Linked DNA regions of Homo sapiens: region 2 is linked to region 1. Evidence: chromatin contacts called from ENCODE Hi-C or POLR2A ChIA-PET data. All regions are on one chromosome and are shown on one strand. The core of a region is the stretch at or near the end of the contact, and the rest is flanking DNA. Distances in the headings are between cores, read along the strand shown. Region 1 has its middle 110 kb from the start of LINC00520. Region 2 overlaps KTN1 (kinectin 1).

Evidence for each region. Hi-C counts contacts between places; a loop is a spot of excess contacts on that map. ChIA-PET counts read pairs that join two places held with the same protein, here RNA polymerase II (POLR2A).
Region 2: a map of thyroid gland shows a loop between it and region 1 (2.3-fold over the local background). The contact joins two enhancer-like sites. A Hi-C loop is called at or near these places in 2 of 168 maps with a recorded cell type or tissue (sciatic nerve and thyroid gland). POLR2A ChIA-PET finds 5 or more read pairs at or near these places in 1 of 52 experiments (T-cell).

The regions. Positions count from the first base shown.
Region 1 is chr14:55,689,115-55,691,935 of GRCh38, reverse strand. No RefSeq gene overlaps it. Among named protein-coding and RNA genes, the nearest start is that of LINC00520, 110 kb to the left of the region's middle. Within about 2 kb of position 1,420, at least 3 of the 41 ENCODE cell types and tissues checked have a DNase peak (open chromatin) inside an H3K27ac peak, as active enhancers do.
Region 2 is chr14:55,598,258-55,601,113 of GRCh38, reverse strand. All of the region lies in intron 1 of KTN1 (kinectin 1), which reads right to left. Among named protein-coding and RNA genes, the nearest start is that of KTN1, 19 kb to the right of the region's middle. Within about 2 kb of position 1,598, at least 8 of the 41 ENCODE cell types and tissues checked have a DNase peak (open chromatin) inside an H3K27ac peak, as active enhancers do.

The DNA.
Region 1 (2,821 bases), core at 171-2,670:
TTGTGAGAGTGAACAGAAACTGGGGCAATTATGTGTTAAAGCTACTCATGATATTAAAACCAGGTGCTCAGCACATATGCAAAAGTTCTGTATTCTCCATGCAAATGTGGGTAGGAAATGCAAGCTAGTTTATTCAAAATAGGTGTCCAGATACAGGCAGAAAGTTACCAGGATTAGTTGTCAGGAAAAAAACCTGTTTCATCTGACTGGACATATTTATCTGTTCTAACAGAAGACTAAGTCTATAGAGACTGTTACCTAACAGAACATTAGGGCTAAGATTCCATAAAAACTTTTATACCTGGGTTCCTATATTGTCCTCATAGTATTAGGTGAGTAAACCACCCTGTCCTTGTTACCAAAAGTGGGAAAAACTTACACTTGTCTCATCTTACATTATTCCAAGCAATTCCTTCTTCGAGGGGATAAAAATCATAATATTGGTCAATTGGAGAACAGCATTCATGCATATTCAGACTTTGTCAGGGTGGATAACAAAGAAATTCACTGAAGAGGAAAAAAGCTTCAATTTGACTTATTTCTGAAAAAAATATTCTCTGTGTGACATGATGAGAAAATATCAAGAAACACCAAGAGAACCACCAACTGGAGCCAAACACATGTTGCAGTCTCTGTTCCTCTCCAAATTTGTAGAATTTATAGAAGTGGTATAAAAATACTTAGTAAATATTTTAAAACCTTGAAAACAAGAACACTCATTTAATAAGAAACTGTGAAGAAATTGCAAAAGAAGAAAGGCAAATTGAAAACCATATGCATGACTTTCAGTGTGTTCCCCAAACCAGCAGCATTAGCTGCCGGGAATTTGTTTGAAATGCAAATTCTTGAACCCTAACCCACACCCACTGAACCAGAAACACAGTTTGGGAACTGAGAATGTTATCAATTAATAAATTTGATTTTAACAAGTATAAAGCATACTTTCAATAGTTTGGAACATTTACAGATATTGACTATATAATTGGCAACAAAGGAATTGTTAGAGAAAACTCTAACAATTATTGCATTTGGGTTAGAATTTGCTAGTCACTGATACAGTTTGGATGTTTGTCCCCTCCAAATCCATGTTGAAATGTAATCCCCAGTGGAGGGATTACATTACCTAGCAGGAGGTATTCAGATCACTGGGGCAGATCCCTCATGATTTGCTTAGTTAGCATGATGAGTGAGTTCTTGCTCAGTTAGTTGACACGAGATCTGGTTGTTAAAAGTGCACAGTCCCTTCCCCTTCTCTCTTGCTCCTGCTTGCCATGCAATACTCCGGCTCCCCCTTTGCTTTCTGCCATGATTACAGGCTTCCTGAAGTCTCATCAGAAGCAGATGCCAGCACCCTGCTTTCTGTACAGCCTGCAGAACCATGAGCCAATTAAGCTTTTCCTTATACATTACCCTGCCATGGGTATTTCTTTTTAGCAATGCAAGAAATGACTAACACGGTCACATTTTAATTTTATTTACATAGCTAGCAAGGAGAAAAACTAGATGCAGAGGTTTGATAAGCCTGCACAATTTAGGTGGCAATGGAACTTACCAACACAATTCATCAACATAAGTAAGCAAATTTCCATTTCCTGTAACTATAGTCTGTGGATTAACTCAACAGTAACATATTTTATATATTTTGAAATGAATACTGCATTCACTAAATAGGAACTTTGTGTTTGGCACTGGATGAAATCCCAAGAACTCTGTATTGAATAGCTCAGGAAGAACCTGCTATTGACTCATAAACTCGTAACTGCTAGATTCTTCATAGCAAAAGCAAGAGACAACGCAGAAATGCAAATCTAAATAAGACCTTTCCCCACCTGTTTGATTCTGTTTCCTATGTTCTGAGGTCACTGGAAAATAAATATTCCCCAACTCCCTCTTATTTTTTAACTGAAGAGGGTAACAACCAGTCTGGTATAGTAACCTGAAAACTCAAACTTTCAGATAATGAAATCATTTCCTGCCAAAGCTTCACATTCTTGTTGACACATTCTTATTCTAAACCAAGACTAAATAAATTTCTTTTTTGGTTTATAATTTCTTTCTGAACTCTCCACAAATTCAGGAAATTGGTGTCATATAGGTCATATTCACTGACAAAAATGCAATATTAGAAAAGGATCCTTTAAAAATCTACACATGTGAAAAATATATAACACACTCCAAAAAAAATAAAAAAGCTTAAAGAAAGCCCAGCTGAAAGTGGGAATGTATAAATTGTGGCATATTCTTAGTTCAAAATGAATAAATTTTAAAGTTAATATTGAATGAATAACGCAAATGGCAGAATGATTTGTATAAATTTTGAAAACATGCAAAATAGTATTACATTAGTTATGGATACCTACCTATGGTATTGATAATAACATGAAATTAAATGATAAATCTCAGCTTCAGTGCAGTGGCTACCTCTGAAAATGCAGGGAAATTTGATGGGGGTTATACAAGATGTTTCAACTGTAGCTAATGTTTTCTTTTATTTAAAAAATTCAAGCGAACAGAAGGTGGAGGAACACAGACTTTTTCTCTTATTTTCTATGCTTTTCTATATGTTTGAAATATTCACAATTTAAAAAAATTAAAAACTGGAAGACTAACAAAATACCTATATATCAAAATCTGAGGTGCAGGTAAAGAAGTCCAGAGGAAAATGTATAGCCTAAATTATTAGAAAACAGGAACTGAAAATAAATGAATTAAAATTTACAGGTAAGTTGGCAAAGAAAATAAAAAAAGTATAAAAACATAAATGAATTGAATATAAAACAAAATACATAAAACATGTGCTAAGTTGTCCAATATAATTTAA
Region 2 (2,856 bases), core at 349-2,848, 91 kb after region 1:
CTATTTTTTAATCAAACTTTTTTCCCTTTAATATGAGAATAGATCAATCCATTTGAACAGCTTTCCCAAGAAACTGAAAAGGAATTGCAGAGGTCATAGCTGCTGAAAGTATCTTTTAGACTTTTGCTTACTCATCATGCCCAAACCAGCCCATTTTCTCAGGAAAAGGCACTGCTCATTTAAAAACACTTCCATGGGAAATAATCTGGTTAAAAGTTTATTCGGTAAAAAAAAAAATCTAATTTATAATTAGACAAACTGAAAGCTTTAATACCAAAAAAGTAATAACTTTTTAAAATAGTCTTTCAAATCAGTTTTCAAATCACATAAAATCAGTTTTTGAAGACAAAAGAACATGTCATCAAAACTGTTCAAAAATTAACACTACAACATGAAATTCATACCGTAAAACAGCTACACCATGTACAGAAGCTTTCCTCCCCTTAAAATCTACCATCTTGACCTGCTTTTCCTTTCATAAGATTTCTGAGTAAGAAAGGGCCATCTAATCCAACTAGCCACTCAGAGATTAGACCCAGCTCAACAGGCAGCCAGCCTATGTTTGAAAAGCAGGGATGAATACCTCCCATAAACCCCTTTTATTCTTTGGAAAGACAAGTTCTTTTTAGTTTTGATCCAAAATCACATCATCCTATAACTTCTCCCAGTGGTCCTAGCTCTACCCTAACCATAACAAATCTGTCCAATCCCACTACCACAGGGTAGTCTTAATAACTGATGCTTAAACTTAATGAAATTAAATTTAGCAGCAAATAGAAAAACTTACTTCAAAATTTATCATTCACAAAAATTTATCATCCTTTGGAAAAGTTTAGCTAGGGTATTAAAGTTGAACATAATGGGTTAATTAATAAAATATTAATAAAATAACTCTTAGGTGTATCACCTTAGGTCACTCAACAATGGAAGTACTAAAATGATCAGATGTTTTAGGTATTATGTCTCTTCTGGGGATATTCTTGCTTATCCCCAGAAGAGACATAATACCTAAAACATCTCACAAACTGAACATGAAATGTAAATTAGAACATCAAATACTATCAAAAATGACTACTGAAAAAGTTTTGCTTATGTAAATAAGAATTTTTAATTCTTGTCCAAGAACACCCAATTAAAGGCAAAATAGCCCATATACACACAAAAAGTTTGGTATATTATCACAGTGCCATTTCAAATCACTAAGTTAAAAAAATAGATTTAATAAGTAGTATTGACACAAAAGAGAAAAAGACACAAGAGAAAGCTTGTTTGCTTTTCCAAAGGCCAGAAGTCTCCATTAAGATTGTACAACCTTAAATTCTCATCTACAGTTTCTGCCAATTCCCCCTACTGCCCCCTTCCTACCACAAATATTGACATAAAAATGGCTCACGGATCACCTGAGGTCAGGAGTTCCGAGAACCACCTGGCCAACATGGCGAAACCCCGTCTCTACTAAAACTACAAAAAATTAGCCGAGCGTGGTGGCGGGAGCCTGTTAATCCCAGCTACTCCGGAGGCTGAGGCAGGAGAATCGCTTTGAATCTGTGCTTCTGTGCGGCAGAGGTTGGCAGTGAGCCAAGATTGCGCCACTGCACTCCGCCCTGGGCAACAGAACGAGACTCTGTCTCAAAAAAAAGAAAAAAAAAATGGCTCAATGGCCACAAAAGCCCTGGGACTCAGGAAAAACTCTTGGGAAGGAAAAATCTCTCTGGAAAAAAACTACCTCTGTCCAATCTAGTCCGTACAGTATAGTATTTGCAGATATACTCCTGCCAGAGGTGAACTTCCAGTCAAAATAAACAAGAGTAGCACATACAAACAGGGAGTAGATCCCAAAAAACTGATAACAGAATGTGAAAGACTATTAAAACAAAAATTTCAGCCATGAGAGTTATAAAAGAAATCAGAAACACAGAAAACACTCATAAAAAAACAGAAAAATTAGAACTTGAATTTTATAAATTATGTGTACATACATATGTACACAGACATACAAACACCCAGCAATTAAAAGCTAAATGGCCTGATAACTATATAAAGTTGAATTATCAAACAAGACAGACGATTAAAAAACTGACAATGTACCACAAAAAATTATACATAAGGGAAAATATGAAAGAAAAATTAACAGACATAAAGGATACATGAGAATGTCCAATAAATCCAATGGGAATTCAAGGAGAGGAAAGAACAAAGAAACACAGTGGCTGAGAATTTTCAAAAACTGTTGAAAGCTATGGATCTTCCAATTCAGGAAAGGCAACAAAATTTGAACAGAATAAAAGATATTTAAACATTTGTTGTAACGTTGTGTAACTCAAACAAGTCTTGAAACCAATACAGAAAAGAGTACCGAAAAATTTAGACTTACATAGTACTTAGCAATAGAAGCCAAAGAATAATGTAATAAAATCTCCATAGAAACAATGACCATTAATTGCCACAGAATTCTAGACCCTGCTGAACACTGGAATATTAGTTTTTAGAAGCAATAAGTCTGTCAGCTCTGCAACAAACAAAACTGATCAACATTAGTAAATAATTAGTAAAAATTAATTCAGACTTTATATGAAATTTACTAATCCAGAATGTAATTTTTTTTTTTAATGAACAGTACCTCTTTCCAACCAGAGTATGACTGATTGAGGAACCAATATTCTTTTTTTTTTTTTTTTTGAGATGGAGTCTCGCTCTGTCGCCGAGGCTGGAGTGCAGTGGCGGGTTCTCGGCTCACTGCAAGCTCCGCCTCCTGGGCTCCCGCCATTCTCCTGCCTCTGCCTCCAGAGTAGCTGGGACTACAGGCGCCCGCCAACACGCCCGGCTAATTTTTTGTATATTTAGTAGAGACGGGGT